2 separate regions of the Mus musculus genome follow, and region 1 is linked to region 2. A link is a loop called in an ENCODE intact Hi-C map of the cell type or tissue named here. Cell type or tissue: left cerebral cortex. All regions are shown on one strand. Each heading gives the region's core, and the rest is flanking DNA. Links, peaks and the distances in the headings are about the cores only.

What was found. Peaks named below come from ENCODE experiments on the same cell type or tissue, not always from the same donor. Only the 100,000 strongest peaks of a DNase experiment are listed, where the experiment ranks them.
Region 1: it touches region 2 in a loop (9-fold over the local background); 3 of 42 quality-filtered maps call a loop at or near these places.

What each region holds. Positions count from the first base shown.
Region 1 is chr5:34,186,642-34,202,347 of GRCm38, forward strand. Zfyve28 (zinc finger, FYVE domain containing 28) reads right to left here. Exons shown (of 13, transcript NM_001015039.1): 9 at 12,952-13,103; 10 at 12,138-12,254; 11 at 10,841-10,945; 12 at 9,936-10,039; 13 at 8,253-9,459. The coding sequence ends at 9,328. It overlaps Mxd4 (Max dimerization protein 4), which reads right to left and starts at 1,069. Exons shown (of 6, transcript NM_010753.2): 1 at 869-1,069; 2 at 688-787. The coding sequence starts at 932. In left cerebral cortex, for the core only: no CTCF peak of the experiment used is centred there; DNase peaks (open chromatin) are centred at 8,425 and 8,888; H3K27ac peaks cover 1,751 bases.
Region 2 is chr5:34,268,637-34,284,342 of GRCm38, forward strand. The region is part of intron 1 of Zfyve28 (zinc finger, FYVE domain containing 28); the gene reads right to left. Among named protein-coding and RNA genes, the nearest start is that of Zfyve28, 12 kb to the right of the region's middle. In left cerebral cortex, for the core only: no CTCF peak of the experiment used is centred there; DNase peaks (open chromatin) are centred at 7,842 and 8,307; H3K27ac peaks cover 2,041 bases.

The DNA.
Region 1 (15,706 bases), core at 6,923-9,422, 82 kb before region 2:
TCTCAGACTGACCACACAGGAGTAGCTGGGCCAAAGTTAGCCCCTAGACAGTGTCAGGTGTGCCCTGGATCCCACTGCAGCCAGGAAGGTGGAACCTTTAGCAGTCCTAGCCATACCTAAACCTCAGCTTCAGGGCTTCCTCCAAACACAAGGCCAAGGCAAACAGTGTAGTTGAGCCCTGGAACTTTTGAGAGAAATAGCTCCCTGCAGCTCTTCGCGACAAAGCCAGCCCTATGCTTGTGGTTGGAGTTTCCTTGTCAATAAGCTGCGCAGGACGCTTAAGTAGCCAGAGAGAGGTCTCTGTCCAGGCTCCTGGGGATAAGGTGCTGGGTCTAAGAGCAAAGCCAGCTCCGAGAAGTGCAAGGGAGGGAGGAGTCCCCAATTAGGCCCAAACTAGGGAGTAGCGGTCGGCACCAACTGACAACTCCTCTCCGGTCTGGAAAAGTCCAGAACGGCCCTCGGCGAGCGCGGCCGCTGTACGCGTGGCACTGTTTACGGCGGCGGGGAGGCGCGGCCGCGGGAAGATGGCGACGCGCGGGCGGGGCCGGCACCTCCTCCAGGCCGGCCGCCCGGGTGCGCGCAGGACTGTACTGGGGACGCAGAGAGGACGGGGACACTCGGGTGGGGCCGACCCGAGCTGGCTTGGCACAGCGCGCGGGGGTGGGAGGTGGGGGTTGGGGGCGGTACCTGTTGTTCGGGGCCTTGCGCACCAGGCCGGCCGTCTTTGTTTTCTTCCTTGCGAAGTCGCCGTCGAAGGGCAGCACGGAGGCGTAGCCGTGCTCGGCCTCTGCGGGACAGACGGTGCGGTCAGCGGCCCCCTGCGCCCGCCCGCCGCCCGCCCACCCTGGCACAAAGGGGCGCGGGCTACCTCGGTCCCTACGCTCCAGGTACTCGGCCGCCTCCAACAGCAGCAGCAGAGAGTTCAGCTCCATCCTGCCGCCCGCGCACGGGACGGCGGCGGCGGCGGCTGCCCGGCGCGCTCCTGCCGGCTCTGCTCGCCGCACGCCCCGCGCCTGGCGGCACACCAGCCCGACTCGCGGACTCCAGCGCTGGGCCGCCACCCTCTGCCTCAGGCCCTCAAATTGACACATAAGTCGAGCAGCAGTCGACGCAGCCAATAGGTGTGGGCGCTCCGGCTTAGGGGGCGGGTTCTTGTCTAGCCTTGCCCAATAGGGACTGGCCGAACGCCTCGGGCAGAGCTGAGAATGTTGACAGATGCGAAGCTTGGCTAGGATAGGCTGGCTCCAGTAGTAACAATTTAGAAGCCCAAGCTTAGCAACAGCACGTGGTGGCCCAGCCCCAGTGCTCGCTGACTGGCGGCCATCGTGCATGTTAAGTAGGCATTGCACGCCGATTGGGCCAGAACGGTCTATGTAAATTGAGTCCGCGGACCAATGGCCAGTGACAGGGCGTGGGGCCAATGAGGACGCCCGGGCAGGACCGGTTGCCGAGAGGAAGCACTGTGTGGTGGGACTGCTGCCCGGCCTACGCGGGGGCCAGGAGGACGTGGACCGTGTCTCGGGAGACACCAGGCAGGATGCGCTGCGGACACGCGCCCTGGCGCTTTGTCGTGCCCATGCATGTCGTGCGCAACGACCTGTTGCCCGGAGTCAGTTGGTACCATAGTCTCGGTGGAGGACCAGGCTTGGGGCCTGATAGGGGCGGGCGCTGGGATCTCGCTAAAGAACAGCAAAGGACACCTGTCTCTGGCAGGAATATTGGCTTCAGGGAAGGCTAAAACTTGGAGACAGGGACGCAGACCATTGGAATCTAAAAGCCTCTCAGATGTCAGACCCAAAGTAGGCAGGATCAGCCATCAGGAGTAAAAAGGAAGGCCACCAGGGTTAAGGGAGAGGCACCAAGAGCTACTGACACTACTGAGCAAGAGGGATCCGTGAGTGTCTGTTTGCGGTGCTTGGTCTGAGGGTAGAGCCGTGCCAAGAGCCAGGCTATGGTGACAAGAGGGTGAACTCTTCAGCAAACTCCTGGCCCTAATGACCCGAGGCCCTCATGCTGGCCTATAGATGCATGGGGGACAGACAGCTCAAGATGCCCTAACACCATCCTCTGTATCCATCCTCTCCCACCCCTTGATCCTCTCTCTGTTATTAGGTTGAGGACAAAATAGCAGGCTGGAGAGTTCTGTGGGAAATAAGGTGGCTAGATAGCAGCTCTTAAAATGGAAGGAAGGTACTGTAGCAAACAACAAAGATTATTAGCATTGAATTTACTTTAGGACCAAGGTGGATGCATTGTGCACACTTCCTTGTGGCTCTCCATATGCCCAATATGCAGATAAGGAAACTTGCAGTGTCCCCTTGAAATAGAAAGATGGAGATTACTGCTCCCACACCCAGAGCTGTTAACAATCTGGGAATGTGGAAACCAGAACCACCTCCCTCCCAGCCTGGGTGTGAGCCACAGATGTCTGACCTGTGGGGCAGGATTAAGAATAACAGGTGCTCTGATGGCGCCCTGAAAAAAACAAAAGAGGAACCTCATGCGGTCATAAACAGTCCTGTATAGACACTGAAAGAACTCCTTAGTATTGGTTGAAGTGCCTCTCTGACCAAGCCCACAATCACTCCAGGGCCAGGGCTGTCCAGAGCTGTAAAGGAGAAGGGTGTCCATCTTTCTGGAGCATTGAGGCCCATGCTCAATGCTGAGCTTTGGGCCCCTGAGCTTAGCATGCGGGCCCAGCATTTTGAAGGGTGCACCTTTGCTTTGGCAGGCTGGTGAGTTGCCTCTAAGTGCTAAGGCAAGCCTGACCTCCCCAGCCTGCTCCCTCCTCCTACTGGGATGGGATGCTGTGGTGTGTTGAAGTGGAGCACAAGAATAGCCTCCTAGCCTTGGAAATTTTTAATCTCAACTGGGGACACTAGCTCCCACCAGCTGCATCCAAGACAAAGCACTTTCCTGTGCCAGAAGTGCTCTCCCTCTCCAAGAGCATGTGAACGCTGGGAGGAGTGGGTAGTGGTGACCTGATAGGTAAAAGTCAGCTCTAGAGAAGTCCCAGGGGCAGGACAGCAAGCCTGCTGCTCAAGGAGGCTGCAGAATGAGCTGGCTTCCCAGGGGAGATCTGGAAGCCTCTGCTCAGAACAGGAAGTGGCTTGCAAGTACAAAGGGCAAGTTTGTCCCCTTTAGACCAGAGGGGTCTCTCCACCCATGGCCTTCAGATGGGGCAGGGGCACCAGCAGTGCCTGTGTGCATCTGTGTCCCAAAGTTCCCAAGATCTGGGGAAAGGAGGCATCAGGCTGGCCAACCAAGACCACCTTCCTCATCAAAGGTCACTGTGACATGCCAGGCCCATCCAGAGAAAGCTAGTGCCTTGTATAGACAGAGCCCAGACTTTCCCAATTGGAAACTGTGGAGTCCAAGGTGGTAAGAAGGAAGACACCTCCATCTTGCCACTGCATTGGCCCAAGTCCTCAGTGCCATCTTCCCTCACAAATGGTAAATTCAGCATGACCCAGGAGAAAGGACATAGAGCCTCCCCGAGTTTGGGTAGATGACCAGGGATAACAGGTCTTTGATCTGCCTGGCCTTTCCCTAACTGGCCTTCCTACCTCTGTTTCTCTGACTAGGAATGAGGCTCTAGCACCCATTTCTGGGACATTTGGAGAATTGACCAAAGAGCTTTGGGTCCAGTATGAGAAAGGGCCGCTTTACCACCACCACCACCACCACCACCACCACCACCACCACCACACACACACACACACACACACACACACACACACACACACACAAACACAGTGATGAGAAACTACTAGAAGGCTGCTCTTAGGTCTTTTCCCACTTACTCAGTCCTGGCTTCCTTTCTCTGGGACCAGGATCAGCAGTTTTACAGTAGACAGTACCCTTATACTTTCCTGTCCAGGTATGGCAACATTTCCCAGGCTTCTTAGGACCAGGGCGTGTGCCACACAGCCAGAGTAGAAATGTTGGTGAGGCCTACTCCCCCCTCCCCCTCCCCCTCTGATTACCTGACCTTGACCCTGCTTCCTCTCCTTGCACCTTTGGCCACTTCGGTCATTGTAGTAGACACCCAGAGCCATCAGGCCACAACCCTAGCATCCTTGTTTGCTTATGTCCTTGTCCACTTGTCAGAATCCTGCAGTCACACCTGACTCTCCTCACAACCTCAGTAGGTGGCTCCTCCAGGAGAGGTCTGGATCTGTAGGATGGCAGGCTCAGCATGGAAAGTCACAGTGAGCTCAGTCCTCCAGAAGCCTCTACTACCTGCACACACAGGCCCGTTGTGTGCCTACAGCAGGGAAGACTATATAGAGGTTCCGTTTGAGTCCCTCCCTGAGAGCCATTCTGGAGTCTTGTATGGCTATGACGGGTAGGCTCTCTAAGCCTCAGTTTCCCTAACTATAAAACAAGAATGACAACCCCTAGCTTTCGTAGGGGTTTAGTGACACACTGATGGGTGTATGACAAACCCTAGGTAGTGGCAGCGCCTGGGTAACAGAAGGATTATGTACAGCACTCCTAGGAAGCACTGCAAAGCCCTGGCCACGCCCATGATGAAATGGAGCCCATAGGGGCAGGCTTACCCAGCCACAACCGGTCAGAATCTGGGGTGGAGCTGAGGCTGCCAGGCTGGCCAGTCACAAGCACCAGGCCTGGTCTCCAAGCACTTGGAGGCCTTCCAGAAAGTTTGACATACAAGAAAACACTGTGTTCAGAATACAAAAGGAAAACAAGAAAAACCAAAATATATCAAGATGTAATCAACTGTCTATAGAAACTAATATAATGTCAATATTATTTTTAAATTTAAAAATAAATCAGTTCATTGTATCTGTGAATGATTTGTGGAGTGGAGGGTCTGTCCCTGGACACATATCACTGTGGGGTCCTCCTTCTTGGAGGTCAGACATGAACCAGAGGGGCTGTGCTCTGCTCTGTGTGTGCGACGGATGGGAGTCAGCACTGCTATCAAACAAGGCTTCCTGTGTGCCTGGGAGGAATCACAGGCTTTGGAGGAAGAGATGGCATGAATAGGGACTTGGGGTCCTTATTACCTCCTCCAGCTTCCTCTGCACATCCTAACAGCACCTGGCCCATAGAGGCCATAGAACCTCTTAATCAAGGGTGCAGTTAGCTCCTCCCAAACCCTACCTGTGAAAAGTACCCAGTTCTAGCCTGGACTCTTCCTCCTGGCCTCCCAGAGCTTCCAGGACATGTCTTCCTTGCTCTCTGCTATTACTGTGCCAGCTATAGACCCCTCTGGGCCCTGCACCCATCTTCAGGATCTTGAAAACTACGCATGGCTACTAGATCTATCCGTGTTGGGATTCTGTCTGGAATTAGGGTGCCAGTTACAGACTCCTGCATGGGAACACACACACACACACACACACACACACACACACACACACACACACACCCCTGAAGAGGCATGAACTGCCCCCTGGTGGCAACTAGGGGCTGAACTAGAATTCTGGCTGGTCAAGGACAGAGAAAGGAGAGGAAAATCAGACTTCAAATTCATGCTTCACGTGGCCGCAAGAGCCATCCTAACCACAGGACACCAAAAGTCCTTCAGAGTCCCATGTCCTGCCACATGCCCCAGGGTCACTATATGTCTGACTTATGGCTACTTTTTCTCCACTCAGCCTAGAACTCAGCTGAGAATGCAGTGGAAATACCATGCTGCCTTCCATCCAGGGCTACCCTGGGCTCCTTGCTGCCTTCCATCCAGGGCTACCCTGGGCTCCTTGGAGTAGGCAGATAGGGATGGAAGACAAGTTAGTTATTCAAATGAGCTTCAAGCAAGGGGCCTATGCATCAAAGCAACCTCTAAAATCTCACGTGCACAGGTGGAACTCCCTATAAGCATTTCAGTGGGCACTGAGTAGTCCCCTATGGAGGTGACAAAGTGGGACTCTACAGTGATTTAAATGAGACTGTCCCCTACAGTCTCAGATGTGTGAACACTTGGTCCCTAGATGGTGGCATTGTGTGGGAAGGTCTTGTGTGTAGCCTTGTATGTTACTGAGGTGGGCTTTGGAAGTTTATAGTCTTGACTCATGTCCAATTCTCTCTCTCTCTCTCTCTCTCTCTCTCTCTCTCTCTCTCTCTCTCTCTCTCTCTCTCCTTCATACTGTGATAAAGGATGTACGCCTTTGGAGTTCTGTCCTGACACCATGCCTGTCATTTCCGCCATTCTTCCACACCATGATGGATTCATTCCTCTGGAACCCTTAAGCCCAAATCAACTGTCTTCTGTAATCTGACTCGGTCATGGTGTTTTATCATAGCAACAGAAAAGTAGCTAATACACCAGACATGAACCTAGAGGTGGTTTCCTCTTCCTTCTCCCCATGCTATCACCCAAGACCAGGCATAGCAACCTGTGCTCTAGACCCATCCTCAGCTTGCCAGGTTCTCCTAGGCAGAGCTGTAGGCAGTGTGATCCCTGAGTTCCTGTGGGCTCCTGCATGCCACTGCAATCTGAGGTAGGAATTTTGGAGATGGCTGAGGGTCCCTTCCCAGGGCTATGAGAGTAGCCGGAGACCAGTGAGAACCCTGCTGCCAGCTGCCAAATGTAGTGAGGTTGTCATAAGCTGGCACAACCCCCAAATTCCAAGGATGGATACCAGCACAACTTGCTCGGATCGGTTCTCGAGTTTTTCACTTCACTGGCCACTTCTGCGTCTACCTCTTGATGGATTCTCCTTGAGGCCCGCAGCTCAAGCTCAGCTGCTGTGTGACCTTCATGAGCTTCAGTTTCCCTATCCATGACAGGGGATCCTGCTCTCTTGAAGGATGGCCGTGGAGAGTATCAAGGGCATATAAAACCCTGGGACAACAGTGATGGTGATAGCAGGGAAACTAAGCTCAGGAAGGGCAGCCTGAAGGAGGTCCTGAGGCTAGCTCAAGAGAGCTGATTCCATACCTAGATCTCTGAGCAGGCTCCGTGTCTCTAGATTTCCTAGATGCAAACCATAACTATAGATGTGGCTTCTAGAGCCTTCTTTTGTGTGTGTGTGTGTGTGTGTGTGTGTTGTTGTTGTTGTTGTTATTATTGTTGTTTTTGAGACAGGGTTTTAATGTGTAGCCCTGACTATTCTATTCTGGAACTTGCTCTGTAGACCAAGTTGGCCTTGAATTCACAGTGATCCTCCTACCTCTGGATTAAAGGCACACACTACCACCATTGCCTGGCTTCCAGAGCCTTCTTGAAGTGTCTTAATCCTGGCATGGATCTTGGTGTTGGGATAGCGCCATAGAAGAGTAGAGTGACCAGATATCAAAGTTTATCATAGAAGGGCCAAAATTCCTTCATCATAGATGAATGGGACAGTTGATCATCTTCACTGAAAGGCATCTATGGCCCCAGGCCTTATAAGAAAACAGATCATGGAGCAGTGCCCCTTACTCAACTCACAAAGGTAGGTCAAAGCTGCCTCAGAAGGCTACTCATGAGCAGATCACATGGGCAAAGTACACACACACACACACACACACTGTTCTGACATTCGCTCCCTTCTCCCTCTGACACGGCAGAAGAGAAGGACACCACATTTCATGTCTGGAAAATAAATGCCTGTAAAGATAGAGATGAGCACTATGGTATATTCCATGTGGGCTCCTGCAGGGCCCAACTTCCTGGTCGGTAGCAGCAGAAAGCCTTCTCCAAAAGCTCAAAAGGTCACTGTGGTACAGCTTTCTAGCCAGTGACACAGACACAGGATGGAGACAAGTTAGGAAAAAGTAATTTTTCTGCATTCTGCCCAGGTTGGCAGAATGATGGAGTCTAACCTTGGGAAGTGAGAGTCACCAACCTAGCTGGACTCTCCTTTCTAATACTCCCTGGGCTTGTTCAACTCAGAGGGAACCTCACTTTAAAACATCAACCAAAAAAAAAAAAAAGGTATGATAGTCATTGCTGTCTGTCACAGTCTCTCTTCTCTATCCATTGTCACCAGTGGGGAGTGGCCAGAGGCACCTGCTGAGCCCCTCCTCCTAGCACAGGCATCTTAGCTGCAACAGCTGGGAGTCAGACACCTGACAGCAGCTAGGGAACCAGACATCATTCCAAGATGGAGGATAGGTTTACAGGGGCTGAGAATAGCCAACCCCTCACGAGTGTTGACAGGAGGACAAGTTCTGCTGTCCAATGGTCCCTAAGGCACAGATGCCTCAGTCTTCCAGAAGAAAAGCCACATCAGCACCAACACCATCACCTACACAACAAAGTCAAGGACTCGGTGTTCATAGAAGACGCCAGAGCGTGTGCAATCCTTAAATAGATTTATGGAAATGGTTTTGAATTACAGCATTTAGAAAATAAAAATCATCTCAATACATAATATTCCCTCTGTTATACACTCTCCCCACCTCCCCCACACAGAAGCCATTTTTGTGCATTTTGTGTCTTCCACTGCTGAGCAGCGGTTGGATTTTATCCTATAAAAGAAGCAGTAGGTGTGTCATCTCTCTAAAAATAAAACTGTAATCATCATTGCAACGTGAAGCCTGAGATTGAAGCCTGAGGAGGTGTCTGTGCATCTCAGCCTGTCTAGGCCGCACTGAGGTCTGAGGAAGTGGGTTAGAGTCCCAGCGGGTGCAGTGGAAGAAGGGAATAGTAGCTAAGCTGCCTGATGGGTCCAGGCCAAACACCTGAGAGCTCAGCCTACAATATCAGTGAGTGGTCAGCCCCTGCTCCACCAGCAAGTGGCAATGGCGTAGATGCCAAGAGCATGCTTACTTCCCCTGGAGACCACTATGTCTGCTTCCTACATTCCCCCCTTCAAAAGGAAATGAGATGTATGTTGTTGAGGAGGTTCTGAGGCGGGGAGGTTCCTCATCTAGGGGATGAGGAGTGTGGTGAACAGGCAGGGAGTTCTGCTATGATGTTGAGGCCCAACACCCCCTGGCTTCTGTTTCCAGATTCTTGGCTACAGAAGAGAACACACAGAATTGGCCCTCTCCTGCCTTGCTATGCACAGCTGGAGCAAAATGCTGTAGATGGGCAAGAGAAGAAAGTTCAACCCTGCCTAACCAAGTAACTAGACCTGGAAGCAGCAACTGGGCATCCCTGGGTCCCTCCTCTGAATAAAGCTGACCTCTCATTGGCCCATGCCAGGACTGGTGTCTCCACAGTGGAGAGGCAAAGGAGAGTAGTAGACAGAGACTCTGGGCCTTCTGGAACCTGGTCAGGCCTGCAGCAGCTGTGGCATGATGAGATGAAATGAGGCCCTCCTGCAGCACAGCCTGGACAGGGCACACAGCAGGCACAGCACCTCCTTCCCGGAGACCCTGGATAGGACTCTAGACAGCCTGCTCAGCTGGGACATGCCAGGCACAGCATCACATGCCCGTCTTGTCACTGTAGAAGGGTGTGACGTGGAACATGTAGCAGTGTGTACACACACGGACGGGCTTCACCTGTCCGTAGCGCGGAAGCGGCGCCGAGTGGGATGAGCAGCGGGAACAGAAGATCTGGAAGCCAAGGAGGGATAGATAGAGGGCAGTGAGCAGACAGGGCCTCTGTCAGCCCCTTCACACAGCTCTCCCACCCAAAACAGGCAGGAAAATTACGGGCACGAGTCTGCCTGGCCCAGACCTTGCAGTCTATGGAATTGGAGTTTTCAGGAAACGCTGGGTGGAGCTTGCCCAGTAGATCAGGCTTCTTGAAAGTAAGTAGGCCCTCCACCATAGCTACTGCAGACTCCTTCTCAAACCCCTGCCCTTTCCTGTTCTCACCTTGGAGAGACCAGGATTGTACCTTAGGAATAGCCTAAGACGTGGAGTCAGAGTGGAGCTCAGAACCTAGACCCAGGCTCTAACGCAAGGACCGCAAAAACATGACTGAGTTCCCAGGACATCAGCTCTTAACTTCTAAACCCTGTTGCTGTACTTGGGGACAGTCCCCATATAACTCCAGAGATGCAGAGGGCCAGAAGGGCCCCACCTACCTTACCACAGCTGCGACAGTGGTGCTTCCTGCGGATGACGGTGAAGGGAGCTTTACAGGAGGTGCAGAAGCCACAGGCCTCATCTGGCACCCACTCAGGAGGGTCTGTCACAACAAGAGCAGCGAATAGCAGACATGGAGAACAGTCTGAGCTGGGGGTAGGGAGGGGGTGAGGCCTGGCTGGTGGATAAACACCTCTCATCCTACTCTTCTGGTCTCGTTCTAGGCTTGTCAGTCACACCAGTGTCTAGTGACAAGGTTGGTAGACAGAGGCACACCCCAGTTGCAGACCTGAGACCAGGTCGTCTGGACTCAGGATGTATGGCAGAATCAATCAGTATTTCCTAAGACCTTGCCGTCTCTGGTCACTCTGTCTAGCCGTCTAGTGAGACACTAATCAAGATCCCATGGATGCACCGCAGTATTCCCAAACAGGCCAGGATTCCCTTCCTTTGCTATCCAAGGGGCCCAGCTTCCAGCCCACTCTGGACAGCCTCCATGTGATCTCTCTGAAGCCCCCTCCTCACAAGGAAGGCTTCTGCATCCCTCAAAAACCCCATTAATGTCCCAGAGTGTCCTAAGGCTGCTATGTGAGACTCTTTCAGTGCAGGTGACATACTAGGGTATTGGATATTGGCCAGATCAGTCACTTGTAACCACAGTCAGTCCTTGCTCCCCTTCCTAGAGCTTGGACCTACTAGGCTGAGCTGCTAATCGCCAGGCTCAAGGCTTGACAGCAGTAAAGGGGCTGTGCATACCTAGTACTAAGGAGGAGGTAGAGTGGGCAGCCTTTGCCTATGGAAAGCTGTGCCTCCAGATGGCCTGGATGTGCAGATGAAATGCACAGAGTGGCTCCTTCTGCTCAGCAGACAGCATGCCAGCTTCACACCACAGCTTCGCACATACCTTCAAAGTCCCCATCTCGGGTCTTGGCTGCCAGTTCTGAGGATGACACAGTCTCCTGGCACAGTGCACAGTCCTCCAAGGCTGCACTCCGCAGGGTCTGAGTTACTGAAAAAGAGAGGGGAACCACTGGGGTGTGGTAGGCAATGCAGTAGATGCAACTGATTGTCCTTAGCAAGCACTTGGGTGTCCCCCGATTTTCCAGCTCCCTACAAGCCCCCCAGTCATCTCTCAGCACACAGAACAAGTCACCTCAGTAGGTAAGATGCCAATGCTGGCAAGGTTCTCCCTATCAAAGACTTCATTCTTTGTATAGTGTGGTGGACCCTGGGGGCACTTGGTAGTTCCTCTTAATGACCATCTAGCCCTGAGGCCCCTGCACTGACTGGTAAAATTTCCTAGCCTATGGTTCCCAAAGCAGGGATTTAAAGCCCTGGCACCTGAGAGCCCTGCCCAGAATATAGCCAACATGCCTGTCCTCATCTCCAACTTGACTCATGGTTTCCAGAGGCAGCCCTGCCTGGATTGCCAGTCAGAGTCTGGCCAGGCGGCAGAGCTGGATAATTCAGAAGTTACTCCTCACCAACAAGGATATTCCCTGTTAGGCCAGACTTCCAGGACTAGCTGGGCTATTCCATACACCCAGATACCTCACAGGCAGAAGCTCTTGTGTGAAGATATAGCTCTCTCCCCAAACAAGTACTTCAAACTAGCACCAGGGGTCAGAGACGGTGTCTAGGTGCGATTTCCTACCAGGGACCCTATAGGGACAGAGGGTAAACACCTTCCTTGCCAAATATCTATTTACCTGTTTGTGTATAAGGTATGCAGGCACGTGAAAGCATGTACATGTATGTGTAAATATGAGAGCAAATGTGTGCCTTCAATGAGCTGAATGTATATGAATATGAGGCAGCTGAGAGAGTGGGTGTAGCTACCCTCTCCTAGAGAGATGGGGCCATTCCCCTCTTTTTCACTTGCACTGGGCTGGGCTCTGAATATTTTGACAGGTAACTATAACTAACTCATCTAGTCATCTGTTCTAGTCTAAGATGGAAAGCAAGCTCCCAACCTCTGTCTGAAGTAAAATGTTGGATGGCCTATGCAAGAACCAGGCCAGAGACCTACCTGCAAAGTGGCATGGAGAGCCACTTTCCCAGGCTATACTCATCTCCCCAAATCAACAACCCGGCACGTTTGGTTCGGCAAACCAAACTGGGGTGTGTGGTTGCCTTGGTGTGGTTTTTCTATACATGGTGGCTGGCATGAGCCCCAGAGTCTGCCCTGCAAGTCTACTCACCCTTCTTTAGCTTCTCTTTGTCATCTGTTTCTGGCTTGGTGGCCATGACCTCAAACAGTGTTTTGAGAATACTTCTCAGGTCGCTAGCATAGTTCGTCTGTAGCTGGTCTGCTACACCTGATAGAAAAGTGGCAGGAAGACAGGAGACTGGGGTGAGCCAACCACACTGAGAGACCACACTGTCACATGCTGTGTAGGATCAGCCAGCGTTCATGGATCAGCAAATGCCAACCCTCGGGGAGGGGACTCTTTGACATAAGTATAAACTTGGGGATCAAGAGATAGGAAAGGATGAAAGCTTCTTACCTAACCCTACCCTTGTTGCTCCCTGATATATAACTTATTCAGGGTTCACAGCCACAACTAAACTGTGGTGATTACCAAGAGAGACTCACAGAGGCCCCCATAACACTGTGCCACGGCAGTACCGGTTAACATCATAGAAACAAGGAAATCCAGATATGTCCACATTCTTCCAGTACCCCATACTACACTGGCTTGAGTAACTTTTGACTTCAGGGTCACAAAGCAGACTCTGCATAGCCATGAATCCCAGTGTGAACCCCATTCCGAGGTGGTGTCCAGGGCCTGGCTGTTTTGCTCACCTGCCCATTACTCCAGCCCACCACTCCCAGTCACCCCTAGAGGAAACCCCTTCCTCCCTGCAGGACAGAGCTAGCCCCACCCTAGACTTGCTCTTCAGACCACACTGCGCTCCACTTCAGCCAGAGAAAGCTGGGACAGTCCCACTGTTCTTTCTCTCCCAAGGCACACACACTGCTTGTCCTCCATGTCCTAGGTCTAGATCACGCACCTGAAATGCAGACAAACAGGCGGTGGATCAGGTCATGGCTGCCATGGAACCTGGACCGGATCTTCTCTCTGGTGGCCATGGGGGTGACAGGCATGGCAGCAGTGGCCACATCCAACCTGGTGTTGTCTAAGGAGCAGGAACCAACCGTGGAGCTGATGCAGAGAGGAGAGGCAGGGTGGGTGAGTAGGGGTAACCACTAGGAACCTGTCTCACTTAGGGTTTCCATGGCAATGATAAACATCATGACTAAAAGCAACTCGGGGAAGAAAGGGTTTATTTCAGATTACAACTCTCAAGACTCTCCATCCCAGCAGGAAGCCAGGACAGGAACGCAAGGCAGGAACCTAGAGCCAAGGTCTGAATCAGAGGCCATGGAGGAACACTGCTTGCTTTTTGTAGCCTTCTCAGCCTCCTTTCTTATGCAATCCAGGCCCACCTGTCCAGGACTGGCAACACTCAGTGTTCTTGGCCTTTCCACATCAATTACTAGTTAATAAAATGCCCCACATACTTGCTGACAGGCCAGGTTTACAGATGTGTTTTCTCAATTAAGATTTCCTCTTCCCAAACATCTAGGCTAGGTTTGGGTCAAATTGACAAAAACCAAGTAACAGAGGGCCTCTGAGGCCTGAGGGCAATGGGTCAGGGCAAGTCGGTCCACAAGTTCTCCTCCAAGGAGCTGAGTTGCCTGGATATGCTGTTTCCCATCACGTAAATACATCAGTGTGTCCATTTTAAAAACCAATGGTCTTGACAGACCCTGATCCAGTCCTGCCTTGCTCTAGCCTTTGATTGCTACTTCGCTGCACTCGCCCTTCCAGGGAGACTGATGCAACATTTATGAGAGCTTGAACATCTCCACCTTGCATCCTCATTTAGCATAATCCCCCAACTGCTATGAAGACCTTTCACCTCTCACACCATCTGTGGGAGCAGAACACGGACTCTGAAATGTGTGCACACCTGACCCCCTGAGTCTGTGAGGGGAACATTACTGGAAAGCAGATCTTTTCCAATGTAATCAAATGACGGGTCTGGTACTGAGATTATCCTGAATTATTCAGAAGGTCCTAAGTCCAAACACAAGTGTCCCTGTAAGACACAAAAGTGGAGGCACAGGAACTCGAGATGAAGAGGGGACCACGTATCCAAAGTCTGGGATTGGAGTGATGCAGCCAAAAGCCAAGGGTTCCCTGAAGCTCCTTGCAGTTGGAAGAGGCAGGACGAACTCTCTCTGATGCTTCTGGAGGGAGAACTGTCCTGCCAGATTTTAGATTTCTGGCCTCAAGATTATAAAAGGATAAATTTTTGACAACTGAGGCCACTCACTGTGGTACTTTGCTATAGCAGCAACGGGATATGCAAATATTCTCCCCCTCCTAATACCTGTCCCTTCCCCGCCGCCCCGCAACCCCCCAGTGGCTAGTTTTATTAGATTTGTTCTTTAGAAAGTCATTCTGACAATGCACAGGGGATTCATAGCCAAATCTCTGAAAAGTCAGGGTGCTAAACACTAAGTGGAGGAAAAGCTACTACACCTCCAGCAGACTGGCCACAGCGCTGAGGCAGCTGAGATAACAAGCAACAGGAAAAGCAGAGAAAAGGCAAGAGAGGAAAGGCCATGAGCTGAGGTCAAAGGAAGAGATAGAAGACACTAGTTAGGAGCAATGGCTGCTCTTCCAGAGGACTGGAGTTCCCTTCCCAGAACCCACAACTGTCTGTAACTCCAGTTCCAAGAGAAATGACTCCCCTTTTTGTGACCTCCACGGGCACCAGGCATGCATACAGTGTGCAAACAGACATGTAGGCAAGACATGTACATGCATTAAATAAACACGTGAAAAGCAGAAGGTTGGTAAGAACTAGAGAAGAGAATTTACAGGCCTTGGTTGCTGGAAGTTTCAGAGAGTTGCCAAACCCAAATGCCAAGAGTCTGTCACCCGAGGCTGTAATATTACTCCCTGTGGTGCTGAGCACACCAGCACCCAAGCATTCAGTAGTTCTGCCACCAGCTGGCCACCTCTTCACACTGCTGCCAAGGGGTGGGGCTTCTGATGTTATGCCCACTACAGTAAGCCTTCAATCAGAGTGTTTAGGGCCACAAGCCTGCAGCATCTATACCCCTGAACAATGATCCCTGCTTATAAGCTGTTAGCCTCTGGATTTGCCACTCAAGTCCCCATGTCTCTGTCACTCAAGGGTCCAGGACTGTCAACACTGGGAGAGCTTTTTCTGTCTCGCACAGGTTCTCCACAGGCAGCTGAACGAGAGCAACTCGTGACCTCTACTGTCTCTCTGTTCCTTGTGGTGGAAACTGATTTATTTGTTGGTCTGTTTTCTATGCCAAATGTTTGTGGGTACTTGACTAGTGAGTGTACTTTAGAGGAAAGCCTGCCCAACAGGAGTGAAAAATGGTATTTGGTCTTGTTGGAGTGTAAACTACTGCAAACACCCTGGAAAAGTATTTTGGTGCTGTTAAAATAAAACTGTATAAACTCCCAATTCTATAGCTCAATGAACCATTTTCAACATCGTCCTGAACCCTCTGTCTCTATGTCTGCTGACACGACTGATCCTTTCGGCAGCATTCCATTTCCCAGAAGAAAACTGGGAAGGAATCCAAACCTCCATGGTGGGATGCAAAGTCCTCTGATAACTGATCACCCACTGCCAGGGCTACCAAGGCAGGGCTGGACCGGCCCAACACAGCCCACTACAGGCATGACTTAAGTTATGTACTGTATGAGCAGGGGGA
Region 2 (15,706 bases), core at 6,582-9,081:
AATCAGACCTCATTACCGATGGTTGTGAGCCACCATGTGGTTGCTGGGATTTGAACTCTGGACCGTCGGAAGAGCAGTCAGGTGCTCTTACCCACTGAGCCTTCTCACCAGCCCAAGTTGTCCATTTTAATGACTTCCTAAGGCAGTAAAAACCCTGTACATTCATTCTGTCGTTCACTGACTTGAATCCAAGCTCCGAAGGACTCCACAGTTATACAGGCAAGCCAGGTGTTTAGGAGCCTGCTGTGGAGTACTGTGGACGTAGTTCAGTTGGAATGCTTGCACAAGGCCCTGAGTTCAAACCCCAGCACTGCATAAGCCAGGACAGACAGTGTGTGCCTATAATCCCAACACTGGGAGGTGAAGGTAGAGCAGAAGTTCAAGATCACCCTTAGCTACATAGTGAGTTCAAGGCCAACCTACTTGCTTTAGCATCTGTGGATGTGGCCTCCCAGGGCCCATGCTGGCTGGGCTACAGATCTTGTCACCAGGTACTGTCATAAGAAAGGAAAGAAGGAATCAGAAGAGGGAGGGAAGAAAAGACTCTGATAAGGTTTGGATATGAAATTACATCACAGACTCCACCATATCTTTTGCCACCATGAAACTATACCCAACCACATGGGACCAAGAAACTCTGGGACTGAATCCTCTCCACCACAAACCCCTCCTCCGTCTGTCCAGCTATGTCAAGCGGCCACCACAAGGAGAAGAGCAATGGAGAGTGGAACGTGCTTAGCGTCTGCTTTTTTCCTACCCACGTCTATGGCAACTGCTCCTCTCTCTTCACTGCCCAGGTGAATGGGCCGTGGGCAGTTCCCTGACGGGAAGGGCTTGCTACCCCAGGAGAAGTCAGTCCATCTGTCATCCTGAATATTTTGTCTGCCAAGTAACAAACTGCCACCCACCTTGCCACTCGACATGACCCATTTTATTAGGGCACAGCTCTGTGGGTCAGATGCCAGGTACCACATGCTCACGCTCTCTGCTCTGTGAGAATCTACTGAAGAGAAACCATGTCCAGGCTCACTCACCCAGGTAGCTGGCAGAACCCGATACCAGGTGATGGCACATGTGAGGCTCCCTCCAACATGCCTCTAGTGTGCCCCTCCCTCCCTCAGCAGCAACCTAACATGCTGCCTTCTTTCTCTGCTCTCTACGCCCTGCTGGAGACAGTGCCAGTTCCCGGTGAATACTGAACCAGACGCACTGCATGGCTAAGAGGAGAGTACCGAGCCACAACGTGATGAAGCGGGACCTAAAATGTCATCACATACAAGAGAGCTAGAGTGTGGAATTTCAGGGGCCAGTTTTAACATGTGGTTCTTGCACCCCATGATCTGCCCTGCCCCACGAGCTCAGCTCTCTGTGCAAGCTCAAGATGCACAAACTGCCATCATTTCCCCCTCCTCGGGTGATATGACGTTTCCCCGGGGTCTGTCCTTATCTTAGTGCAAGCAGCGGTCCTCCCGCTGTATCTAAGACTCTCAAGTGTGCTGTGTCTTTAGCTTCTTTACAGACAAACAGAGTGTTTTTCTTCAGTGTTGGGTCTATTTCCCATCACAACGCTTCGCATTTCTGGAAGCAACAGCAGATCTGCACACTTGGCTCGGTTCCCCAGGCACCTATTCATGGTCCGAGGTGCTGAAACTGACGTCATTGATGGGGTGGAAAGGGAGGAACAGAAAGACCAAGTTCTGGTCAAAGTTACACAGTGGCTCCTGGTACTGATGGGTCAGGTGAGACAGGTCCTGCTCCCTTCTGTCCTGAGCCGTTCACCCCTGGTGCTGTGACAAGTCATCAAACACTAACACCCTCTTTCTGACTGTTCCTCACTGCAGCTCCTAGAAAACTCAGGAAGGTCCAAGGTGGCCAGAGAGGCTGCATAACCAATACAAAGCCTCCTTTTGGGAAGATGCAATGTGGAGAACTAGATAAAGGGGAGCAGCTACATGCTGCAACTATACTAAATGCTTGAATTGCTCACTTTATTTTTTTAAGATCTACTTATTATTATATGTAAGTACACTGTAGCTGCCTTTAGACACACCAGAAGATAGCATCAGATCTCATTATGGATGGTTGTGAGCCACTATGTAGCTGCTGGGATTTGAACTCAGAACCTTCAGACGAGCAGTCATTGCTCTTAACCACTGAGCCATCTCACCAGCCTGAATTGCTCACTTTAAAGTGATCAATTTGAAGCTCAAGTGTAGCTCAGTGGTAGGACACTTGCCAGAGCACATAGCACCCTGCCTCTAATTCCTAGCACAGAAAAAAGAAGAGTGAAGGAAGAAAAAAAAAGGAGAAAGAAGAAAAAGAAGTAAATTTTATGATACCTGGATTTTACTTTTTGAAGATTTATTTCCTTGTTTTTATTTATGTGTTATGTGTATCTGTGTGATTGTATGCCACGTGTGTATGGGTGTCCATGTGTGGATGCCCACATAGGAGAGTGCATCAGGTCCTCTGGAGCTAGCATTGCAGGTAGCTATGAGCTGCCCGTGTGGATAGTGGGAATCTAAGCTCAGCCCTGCAACAACAGCAAGTGCCTTTCACCACTGAGCAACTCTCCAACTCTGAGGGTTTTTGAAGGAGGAAGAGGAGGAAGAGGAGGAGGAGGCAGTGGCAGCAATGACGATGACAAAGAAGTCCTAGACAGGAAACCTGACTCTCCCTGTGAAGGTGCAGCCTGGAGAAGCCGCCTCCTTTACAGCCCACTGGAAGAACTCAGTGTGGGTGCACCTGGTACCTCCCGCCTTCCCTGTAAATAAGCAGCACCAGGCAATCACTTCCCAGACCCATCAGAAATCCAGTAACCAAGTAAACTCCATGTTACAGCAGAAACAGACATGAACCAAGAGGTAGGAAACAGACAAGACAGTTACACCAGTCTCTTTTAATCCTTATGTACAGTGGGTGTAATCATTTAGGAAAAAGACAATTTAAACTCAACGTTTACAAAACTGGTCAGGACAGGTTTGTCTTTTAGAGTTGAAGAAAATAAACTTAGGCCAGGCAGTGGTGGCGCACCCCTTTAATCCCAGCACTTGGGAGGCAGAGGCAGGCAGATTTCTGAGTTCAAGACCAGCCTGGTCTACAGAGTGAGTTCCAGGAAGCCAGGGATACACAGAGAAACCCTGTCTCAAAACAAACAAACAACAAAAACAAAAAAAACAAAAACAAAAAAAGAAAGAAAGAAAATAAACTTAGGCCTTTTAAAATTGTATTTTATGTGTATGGGTGCTTTGCCTGTATGTATCTCTGTGTACCGCACATGCAGAGCCGAAAGGGGCCAGAAGAGGGCACTAGATCCTCTGGGACTGGCGTGGTTACAGACAGTTACAGAGAGCAGGCACGTGGGTGCTGAGAATCCAGCCCTCTGGAAGAGCAGCCAAGCCCTCCAGCCCTCCAGCCCTCCAGCCCTCCAGCCCTCCAGCCCTCCAGCCCTCCAGCCCTCCAGCCCCAAGTTTAGGGCTCTTAATGAGACCATCTTTCTGTGTCTTACTGGCTCATGCATCTAAAAGGAAAATGTTTTTGAGACAGGACCCTGCTCCCTAGTCCAAGCTGGCCTCAAACTGGAGAATCCACCCACCTCATCCTCCCAGTAAGCTGGAATTACAGGTGTGCAGCATCACACATCACCTAAAATTATTTTAATACAGCTAAAACCCACAGCTCACAGTGCATCATTTATAGCTTTCTTCCCTTCCCTGAACTCTTCACATAACTGTTATGGAGGGGAACGACATCAGGTTTCTTAATAATTTTGTCAAAACGCCCACCTGGCATTCCCCTTACCCAGTACTTAAACTGACATCACTGGCACTTTGACCCATCAGCTCAATGAGAGTCACGCATCACACACCCCGGCTGGAGGAAGAACTCACAAATGTGGATAAATGGGCCCACTAGATCGATCCTGACGTTCCGAGAAAAGAGATTTTATGCCTTTCTATATTCAGAAAAAAAAAAAAAAGAAAAAAGAAAAAAGCTCTTTTGCTTCTGCCTTGGAAGGAAGCAAATTTACAGAGCTCCCACTAAAAGGACCACGGGTTGTGTCTTTCTCACCACCAAAGACATCTCATTGATTAGAGCCAGTCAGTTCTTTCTCATGTGCAGAGACTGGGAGTCCCTTGACTTGGGGCACCCAAAGGACTCCCCTAGCAATTCAGTTCAGGGCACCCAGAGGCCCACACTGATGCTCAGCACAACGCACTCAGGGTTTCCTACAGTTCCTTGGCATTGGACATACAGCTTGGGGAGGGACGCGGACTATCAGGTCACCTCAGCATAGCTGACCACCAGTCAAACAACACTTGCGCCTCTGGCTAATTATAGATAGTTTTACTCTCCAAAAAGCTTGCTGTTTCTCTCACAGTGCTGTGGACAACAATTATTTTTAAATCCCTGGCCTGGGAACTCCCTGGAAGGGAGGCTGCACAGGCTGAAGATACTCTTTTTCAACTCTGCAAAAACATTAAAGGTTACAAAGGTTATTTCAGACCGGGGCCTGAGTCCATCGGCCAACATACAAATGTTGGAACTCGCTCGGTCATGTCCACCCCACCTTACAACACAGACTTCACCTGAGCCCAGCTCTTCTGGCCCCTCCAGACAGCTTGGTTGTTGCCATATGTCATCCTAAAATGTATTTTTGGTTGTTTTTAACTCTATAAAAAGGGTGTCATGCGTATGTGGTATTTTGAGGCTGGTGTTTTGCACTTAGCATGATGCTGCTGAGACTTGTTCACACCCTGCTCCACTGTGACTCATACCACAGCCCAGCCCCAGAGTGGACACTCCATGGTCCATCAGCCATGACCTGAGGGACACCTGGGACTTCTGGTTTCTTACTGTCCTGAGCAGGGCTCCATGAACTCGTGAACCCTAGTGTATCTCTGGAGGCAGAGCTAACTCCAGCAGCTGCTGTTAATCAACTGCGGCAAACCCTGTGCCTGAGAACAGTGGAGCATAATGTCTCCTGTGCAGAAGACGAGAGAGCAGCAAGGCAGCCCTGGGCTTTCTCGTGCCCCAGATCTGGGCCCAGCACACAACAGCCTCCACTTACACTCACAGCACGCAACGGTGCCTCTCTGGCCCTCCACTGTCCCACCTCCCTCTGACCCCCATCTTCTCTCACTTCCCTGACTATCACCTGACACTTGTAACTTCAGGACCTTCCCAATTAACTGGGGAAATCCCACTAACCGAGAGACACCCGGTTAGCAGCCACAGTTCCACGGCTTCAGCTTCCATACAGCAACCTTCCATCAGGGTCTCCAGGGATTGGAGGGGAGGGGAAGATCTGAGGACCACTGTTAAACCAGATGCAGCTGCACTGCTCTGCTCAGACCCCAGGAGCCTGTCAGGCCTTCTAGGACCTGGCTCAAAGGACTTCACAAGGCTAGGCGGGAAGGGCAGGGGTGACTCAGTTGTGGTACCAGGACCCCTCAAGCCACTGAGTTTCTTGTCCGAGGTGGGTGTGAGCAGAGTCAGACACCATTCGATGTGACGGCTCTCTGCACCTGGTGTCCTAAAGACACCACATCTCCTAACAAAGGAGAATGCTTGCAAGCCAGCTCGTAGTCCCAAGACAGGAGCCTTGGTTTCTGGGTCCATGTGGACTCCTGGCATATGAATGGTCACCACACAGCACAGGGTTTGAGTCAGTGTCCTCATGCTGACACCCAGCAAGACACCAGGAGCTGCACACTCTTCTCTGCTCTGCAGATCGCTCAGCATCCCCGCCCCCCATGGTGGTGGCACAGTACAGACACCCAGTGCCAAGGATATGGCTGGCCACCATGATGGCTAACTTTCCCATGAACGTTACAACTTCACTCAGCTGTGAAAAGCTATCTTCCTTCCAAGAAGTGGATGAAATTATGTAGCCTCTCAGTGTGAAACACCATCTGTGCAGAGCTGGGAAGAATCCAGCACTCCCAGTCAGCTTGAAATTCCCCTCTTCACTCAGATATGGTCACTCCAGCTCCAACCTGGAACCCCCCAACTATTACATATACAGTACAAACACAGCCGTGCTTCTGATCCGGAAGATTCTGAAGGGCTGTCATTGAGACATAATCAATAACACCAGCGACAAAGAGAAACCCAACAAATGAAGTTCTCAAGCCAGAGCCACTATCAGAAAGATAGCCTCTTTGACGATGTTTTATAGAGGGACCTGTGGGCCTGATGGAAAATAGCCACAGGAAGACAACAAGCAAGCAACGTGGAAAGGGAGCAAGCGGGCAGATGGTATCAGCCAGCCAGCGCCAGCACTGCTGAAGGCTGTGCTGGGATGAAGGCTAGAAGTCAAAAACAAAAACAACAACAACAAATTATAAAACCTGCCACATGTAGTCATACACCCTTAATCCATAACAGAAGTCCTGTCAGTGCTGAGAGAGGTCCCCCAAGGGCTGTAGGATCCCTGACCTGGCTTGGGGGCCATCTAGAGAAGGCTTTGTGGAGACACTCAAGAGCTAGGGCCTTACCATTCCCACTACTGAGAAACCACTCAAAGCCTCCCTGGTACCCACAAGCACATCCAAAAGTTCAGGCATCAGAGGGACTGGTGTCCTCTAAGGGCTCCATCTGACCCACGAGACGCAGTCCCAGTCTACCCAGCCCAGAGCCCTGGCCTGAGACTCGGAGAACAGTTTTAGCACAAAGCCGCCTGCTCCCAGGGGCCAGTGCCCAGCTGCTGGAGTAGAGGGTAGGCCTTGGGTCTTCTGGGAGCCTCTGGGTTTGGTTCAAAGCACAGGGAATCTGGCTGTCACCTTGCAGCAGAAGAAACTGAGACCTCGGGGAGTCCAGAACAGTTCCTGGACCCCTGCAACGAATGTGGACGTGTCTAACCTCATCTATCTTCCATAGAACCCAAACCATGGTTTAGCCATTAGCAAGAAGCCCTCACAGCAATTACAGAATCCTTGGGTTTATATCCAGAGCTGGGAAAGAAACCTGCACAGAGAAGACCAACTGTCAGAATCGCATCAGCCTTGGAAAGTGTAGCTATTCCTGATGCCTGCTCACAATGCTGAGACAGTTCTCAAGACCACAAAATAACAGGCACCCAATGGAGCAAAAAGTCCCGCGGTCACATCAAGAGTCAGCTCTGAGTACGGAGTCGCCACCAAGAGCTAGATGTGGCCATCTCTCTCCAAACGCAGATTCAGGCAGAAGGAAGGGATGCTTATTCGAGATTTGCCGTGCTGAATTAGCTAATCTGATCAACTTCTGCTAGGTGTGAGGTCAACCTGGCCTTCCCAGCAGCTTCAAGCTGACGCAAGAGGCAGTGAGGCCAATATCAGAGTATTCCAGCAGTGACAAGGACAGGTGACCCTGAAATGCTTGTGCAGAGCATGTCTACACCAAAAACCTTGTTCCCCAGAGCTTCTAATGTTGTAACCAACACTACAAACTAGTATTTCTAGCACTGTAGCCAATACCCCCCACCCATCCACAGTTAGGGAAAGGCTCCTGCATGGTAGCCCCATCTGAAACCTGTCAATCAAAAGTAGAGAAGCCTGGTCCAGCTGTGGGCTACCCTGAAGAGTCATTTCAGCTTCCAGAAACTACTGGGTCAGCTTAAGCCTGCACTGAAGCCCAGCTTTCACTATTCCCAATCTTGCCTCCTTCCCTTCCTTCCGAAAGGCTTCAGCAAATGTCCTGCGGGCCAACCTCCTTCCCAGAGCCAGCTCTCCCAGAAGGCCAGTGACCACACAGACACACACGCACATGTGCACCAGACTGCCAGGCTCCAGAGCAGGCAGGCAGCTTCCCAACACTAACAAAGACTCACTCCCTCACTTAGGGAAATGACAAGCAAGTCATTTCCTCTCTTCCCACCGCTCTGTAGATCCCAGGGATCAGGTGCAGCCTACGGCTCACGGTTGGATTTTGAAACGCCATCCAGGAGTCTGGTCAGGTGGGCTAGCTTTGCTCACATCTCCAACAGCCAATGCATGTGTGGTTCGTCCACTGCTGCTGCTTCTGATTCACTGTACTTGCTTTTCTGCCCTGTCCCCTCCTCAATGCTTCAGTTGATGGCATCTTCCTGCTCTCATCTCCGTCCCTCCAGAAGTTACAAGACCCATTATCCCAGTCTTTGCCCTACCTTAATTCATACAATAAAATCATGGCCTGCAGTCAGCCATCTTAGACATCCCACAGCTGCTCCAACCCATCAGGCCTTCATCTCCTTCTTGAGACGCAAGGCTCCCATCACTCCACACAGCGACTGCCATTTGGTTGTGCCCACGTGCACTCAGGCATCCCTGCCCACCAGCACTTCGTGCCTCCCACTCCTTCCTTCTGACTTTGATTTCTTTTGCAGACTACTTTCCAGGGCTTTTTCAGCAAGGATTTTGGGGGTGGTTACTTTTTTATCTTCATCTAAAACTGTCTTCCATCCCAGTCTTCTTTCAAAACTACAGCTTAGCTGAGACCAGGACTCTATTCCTCTAGCCCAAAAAGATCTCGTCCCCGGACTTCTGGGCCTCCAGTGTTTACTCAAACCAGCTGTTAACACAAGTGGAGACAGACTGTTACCAGCTCAGTATTTTTCCCTCTGGCTCCTTAGATCTCTGTGTTCTGCAATGTGAGGGTTAAGGTACGGCAGTGTCCTCTAAGCATCCACGGAAACTGAAAACTTGGGAGATGAGACCTTTAAGAGGAGGGACTAGGTGGGAGGTTCTTAAGTCACTGGGACCACTGACAGGAGAGTTGAAGTAGAAATTCCTGGTTTCTTTGAAAACTCAGTTATGTCATATGATTTTTTTTTTTTTTTGGCTGGGGCAGACAGATAAAAGGATGCTTTGCTAAAGCAGACACGGGTGAGAGGACACATGATGTTTAGAATGAATATAAATATGACCCCTCAGACAGTTGGACATGGCTCTGGCATTGCCTCACAAGTCTTCGCTGACAAGGCTTTTGTATTGGTTTGCCTTACATTGTGTTGCTAATCTTCATTGTGACTTCACTCACCAAAGAACTTCTAGCCATATTCCAGCGGCTTCCTCCTGCTTCCAAGGACTCGGGTCTAGTAACAGTGTCTCATAGTTTCTTCTGGATCGAACTGGCCACTGCTTTTCCTGAGTGGTGATTGCCTAGTGAACTGGACTGCTGACCACGAAGATTGGAAGAGCCCAAAGAACTATTTCTAAACAGGTCCACAACCCCAGTTCCTTTGTAAGCTTTCTTTTCCACTACCTCTGGTAGATGGTGGGCTAGGAGGTTGAACCCTTAATAAAGTGGTTTTTGAAAAATCTAAGCCTACACATAGTAGCCCCTCTGACTTCATGATTGGCAATGAAAGTTCACACACACACACACACACACACACACACACACACTGCCTGTCAGTCACAGCTCTCAGCAGCAGCTAAACCAATGGGGCTATCGTATATTGATTTAGTTCTACACTATAACCAAAGGCAGCTTGGTAAAATGAGAGTTTATTTCACATTACAGCTTATAATCCATCACCCAGAGAAGTTAAGGCAGGAACTGAAAGCGAAGCCATGGAGAAACACTGCTCACTGGCCTGCTCAGATTGCTTCTTAAACAACCCAGCACCATCTGCCCAGGATGACTCCACCCACAACGGGCTGGACCCTCTCACAACAGGAAATACCTCCCAAGCCAATCTGATGGGGACATTTTCTCATTTGAAGTTCCCTCTTCCCACATTACCCTAGATTGTGTCAAGCTGACAAAAACTAACCAGCACAGACTTAAACCTCCAAAACTGTAAGTCTCATAAGCCTCGTCTCCGATGAAGCTGCTGAGTCTAACCCACAGTCTCACTCATAGACCTGCTTGGTACCACTTCCCCATCTGGGACTTGGGCTTCCCAAACTCCATCACTTGCCTCAAGAAACTCCCAGTCACAAGCTAAAGCACTTCCACCTCCATTCTGTTCTCCTGAAATCCCATTTGACACACTCTGAAAGGGCTGCCCAATGCTAACCTCCCATCTCTCAGCCTAAGCCAACACTCTAAGTGCTTCCCAGGATATTTCTGTGTACACACATTTTGGTGACTGGTCCCGTGAGTGCCACCACAGTGACGCTGTCATCACAATGATGCTGTGCTATGTGATGTCCATGCTGAGCCTGGGATGTGCAATGCCACCTTTGTTCTGCTACCCACAATCTCCCTTCAGAAGACCTCCAGTGCTTGGAGTATAGCTCTGCAGTGGACTGCACCCCAGCTTGTACACACAGGTCCTGGGCTCCATGTCAAGTGCTGGAGGTGGGCGGTGGGGGAATCTCAATTGAGCTTCCTGCAGAATGAGAAACCATAGAATGCTGCTCAGAAGCCATCTTACCAGCCTCCATGGTCCTCCATGGCCCAGCTCCACTATCCTGCCCAGCCGAAGCTTCCATAGGACACACACGCCCAACCAATGTCACCAGCCTTGGGCTTTAGCTGGCTCTCACTCCTGGATCTAGAGGACTAACCTTCTCTCCTGCCAGCTCAGTCAGTACTTAGGACCTGTCTGAAGTGGAAACTTCTAGTTGTGTCATGTGATGCTCTCCTGAAGCAGACTCAAGTGACGCGTTGCTGAGAGGACACGGTGATGTTTGGAGAGAGTATAAGCAGGACCCAGGACAGCCATGCCACGCTTGCACAGCTACCCTTGCAATGCTTTGTTGGTCTCTCTCTCCTTCGCTGATGAGAGAGGCACAGCGGCAGAGAACTTCTGGCATTCCCGCTGGTTCTGGTCGCTCTGCTGACTCACTCGGATTTGGTGGAGGCCTGGCTGTTTCAGTCGGATCATGCTGCCACTGCTTATTTGAGTTTGGTGACACTACAGAACTGCACTGCTGGTATCCCGACAACAGAGACTGGAATTGCCCCCCCAAAACTACTTCTAAATAAGTCTACACCCCACACACACTCACTGTCCTATTTACCACCTCTTCCCCCTTACTTTTGGATGGTAGGATAGAAATGGGGTCAAAGCATTTGAAATTGAAAAACCTCTACCTGTCCTGTGTTTTTTCCTCACATTTCAGACCATTTGTGGTGTGGCTGCCCATCTGTAACATCTACGCCTGGCCCCTCAAACATGCCAGTCCAAAATCCAACTCCGGTCCTACCAACCAGCTCCTCCATGCCTCCCATTCTACAAACAGTGTCCCTAGCTCTCTCTTTCCCATTTAGACCCCACTCAGCCCTGCCCAGGCTTCCCATCCATCAGGAGCCACCAGCTGTCCCTGCACTAACATCACCGTGTCCCCAACTGCCAGTCCTGCTCTTTTCACCGTTAAGGCTTGAATGATCCTCAAAAGCTGAGCTGATGTCTCTGTGGTCCCCACTTCATCCCCAGTGCTCTGGACACAGAGAACAATTCAGCTAGACCCACCTACATCTCAGGTGCTCCCTGCAGTAAGGCTCCCTTTGCCTTCATTCTGCTGACTGCTGTCTGTCCTTCCACCATCCCAGCTAAAGGGCCACCTATATGAGGCTTACCCTGTCCCTCCGGGTCAGGCCCACAAGACTGAACAACTCCCAGATTTCCTAGGGAGCCAGCACCCTCCATTCCCACCCTACTTGCTGACAAACTGCAAATGAGCTAAGCTACACTCAGCTGAGCAACTTATGTGTGTGGCTGTAGTGGAATTAACCCACAACAATCAATCCAAGACACATCATCAATGCACTTGCATCTTTTAGAAGCCCTAGGTAAAGAGCCAGAGCTGCCCAAGCAGAAAGAGCAGATCAGCAGGGATCCTCCTCCGAGTTGCTACAGTGACCTGCTCCCATCAAGGATGGCAGGGATCGTTTCCAGATGAGTGGATGGCAGCTGGAAAACCAGAACAGCTAGCACCTCAAGAACCAAGACTCTGAATACCTTTACCTTGGCTATCTATTAGCCTCAAAAAGTGCTACAGGGGGCTGGAGAGATGGCTCAGTGGTTAAGAGCACTGGCTGCTCTTCCAGAGGTCCTGAGTTCAAATTCCAGCAACTACATGGTGCCTCACAACCATCTGTAATAGGATCTGATGCCCTCTTCTGGTGTGTCTGAAGACATCCACAGTGTACTTATATAAATAAAATAAATCTTTAAAAAAGCCGGGCAGTGGTGGTGCACACCTTTAATCCCAGCACTTAGGAGGCAGAGGCAGGTGGATTTCTGAGTTCGAGGCCAGCCTAGTCTACAGAGTGAGTTCCAGGACAGCCAGGGCTACACAGAGAAACCCCGTCTTGAAAAAAAAAAAAAAAAAAAAACCAAAAGCTACAGGGTAAGCAAGATGGCTATGTGATAAAATGTCCTGTCTACCAACCCGGATGACCTGAGTTCAGTCCCAGGGACCCACACTAGCCTGTTGACATATACTTGACCTGTCCCTACCTTTTGGCTATGTTCTATTCATAACACTGCTAAGAACATGGATGTGGTTTGTATAAGAGTCTAACTGGCATTTATGCAGTTAATCGTGATCATAGATGGTTTCTTAGTCGTAATAGTCCTAAAAATAACCCGAACACTCTCACTCGCTGACGGTTACTGCCTCCCAACTCCCTGAGAAAAAAGTGCAGCACCCTGTCTGGTTGGCAAGCAGAGCGGAGCGGGGGCTCAGCTAGAGAAACTCACCATGGCAGAGACACAGCACTGGCCACATGGAGCTGAGAGAACCTCCACTCCCTGGCACCCCCCTGCCTCCACCCTGCATGAAAACAATGAGAAATGGAAGAGCTTCAAATACAGTAAGGGGAACCCACCCATTCATCAGCTCACATGGCTCTACATAAATTACCATCATAGGAAATGCTCCATCCATTCTACTACTCCCTAATCTATTCAGATCACTGGGGGGGGGGGGAACTATTCATTTTTTTCTTTCCCCTTTAAAAACTTGGACTGCCCATCAATATCTAAGTTTCTTTGCAACCCAACTGTGGAAAGCACAAAAGTAATTGTCTCACCAAATGGGATCCATTTAAGAGCTGACAACAGCCACACTTCCTTCCTGCAGAAAATGGGACTCTGCTGACATGCAAAGGACATGGATGGTTTCTGTTTCCACTCTGAGGTCTGACAGGCCTCAGCTCTGCCTCAACATGGCTGTGAAGCTGCATCAAGCTCACCTGTCCTTTCCAAGACATCATTTGTAAGCATGAAGTCCAGATCTCAAGAGGTAAGGAGTCTGGTATAAGTGATAGCTTGGGACTTAGATGTTAACAACAACAATAACATCCCAAACCTCTGTGTTTCAACAGGAGTCTGTCTTTCCCACCTACCTAGCATGGCCAACCAGAGACTGGTGAAATGGAAAGAAGCTAAGTCCCAAGCTATCACTTATACCAGACTCCTTCCCCCTTGAGATCTGCCACCCTGTGGCTCTGGGGTCCTACCCTGGGACCCTGAGCCTCCAGCCACGGAGCAAGGGACACAAGCCATTGGAGGATGACTTAAGAGACTTGGGGCCAAGCTTGACAAGATGGCCCCATTGCTGTCTTGGTGGCTGCCATTCAGTCCTAGCCATCCCTATAACAGGATGGCGGTGCCTGGACAATAGGACAATACAACAATACTTGGCAGCCAGCACTCTCACCCTCAGAAAATGGATGGGCAGTGTGGCTCTCATGTGCCACAGGTCCCCATGGTTAAGTCCCTCAGGATCCCTGTCTTAACCTGCACCAAGGTCTGCTCTCAGCACTATGGGGGGAAAAGGGCAGGGCAGTGTACAACTGTGGAGACTCTTTCAGCCTCACAAGGACCTGACAGAAGCAGCTGAAGTCCCTCATGGCCTCTGAGGCTGCTGCAATGAGGCCACACCCTCTTATCCTGCCCATGAGAATACTGACACTGGCAGCAATTGGGGCTGAGCTACCATTATCATGGGCCTTTACTCCCAACAACTCTGTATAGCAGGTCCCAACACCTCCACCTGACAGCTAGGGAAACTAAGGCACAGAGCTGGGAAGGACAGGCAAAGGATCCCCACTCAGGCCCTAGTGAGGAAAGCCCCTGCTGCCTCGTCTCTGGACCCAGTGCTATTACAGTCACAGAAGCCTTGGCCAGAACAAAGACTCGGGACAACTTAAAATGAGAGAAAAACCTTATAATCCCCAGAATCCTAAGCATCTGTTTCTCTTTGAGCTGGGGTTTAGTTCATTGTCCCTCACCCCTGCAGGGCACAGAACACACCGGCTCCATGTAGCTATCAGTTCCAACAAGGCAGAAATATGCTACACGGGTGGGCTCTTAGGTGTACATCTCTGTCCTATTATGAGAAGCATCGCTGCTGTCCTAGTAGTTCTCAGTGCAGGCACTAAAGTCATCTTAAACACCATCTCTCCTCCACAGGCTGAATGAATGTAACCACTGCCCCATACAGTGCGGGGCAGTGTGCACAGCCCTGCCTCCCTTCCCCCACGCGACCTTCCTGGACGCCATCTCCAAATATCAATTAAGTGGAGCTTAGGACTTCCAGCTGTGACTCGCCCATTTAACAGAAATCGTACCACACATTTCCAGTAAGTCTGCTGCTCTGCTGGGCAATGGAGCCCAGGCACTGACAAAGTCCCTCAGAAACCAATACTGGTCCTGCCTCCCCTCACCCTGCAGATTCACAGGAGCTGTGAGGCCCCACACTCCCTACTACAGAAACCACAGGACGGCCTGGGAAGTGAGAGCGGCTTCCTGCTGGGAGCCCTGCTGCAGAGGAGGCCTAAGAAGCCACTTTAAGCTCCCTAGCCCACCCTACAACAGCCTGAGAATGCTGAGCCTGAAGAAAGGCTCTGGAAGGGGTGGGAGATGAAGGCAGGTGTTGGGAACCACTACCCTCTGCCCCAACTCCAGACTTGCCTCCACCTACCCCTGCGCTTCCAGGTAACACACGGGTTGGCTATTAGTCAAGAAGCATGGGGTGGGGTGGGACATGTAAGGAGATAGCTGGTGAATGGAAGGCAGCCAATAGGATGGTCTGTGGTAGGGTGGGCTGTGAAGAGTAAGAACTTGAAAGGTTCCTGACTGTGGATCTGGACCCTGACCAACTAAGGCGACAGAATACGGTGGTAGGTAAAGAGTTTGTTGTGCAACCGTGAAGTCCTGAGTTTGGTTTCCCAGCACCACATAACAGTCAGGTACAGCACTGGACATCTGGAACTGCACTGCTGGGAAGTGGGGGCCAAGAGGGTTCCCACGGCTCTTCAGACAGAAAGTCTAGTCAAAACATTGAGTCCAGGTTCACTGAGATATGAATCTCAAAAAAACACAGCAGAAAGCAATCAAAGAAGGTGTTCAAGGTCAATGTTTGACCCAAACACACACACACACAAATTAATTAATTAATCAATTAATTAATAGAAAAGGACTGGCAAGATGGCTCAGTGTAAAAAGGTCCTTGCCACTAATCCTGAAGACCTAATTTCTATCTGTGTATGTCCATGGAGAAAGGAGAGAACCAAGGCCTGAAAGTTGTCCTTTGACCTCCATGTGTGCACCTTGACAAGCACAGACCCCTGCACAATAAACAAACAAACAAACAAACAAATAAAAATTTAAAAGAACTGTTAGAGAAAAGACACCCAGTGAGTCTCACTGGCTTCCCCTGGTGAGGTCCATCTCATCTGTAACCTGAACCCTAAATGTTTGCAAACAGCATCTCCACTTCTCACAGTGAAGGACTGCTAGGAGACTCCACAGCAAAGGAGCGGCATGCAGGTCAATAGCCACGCC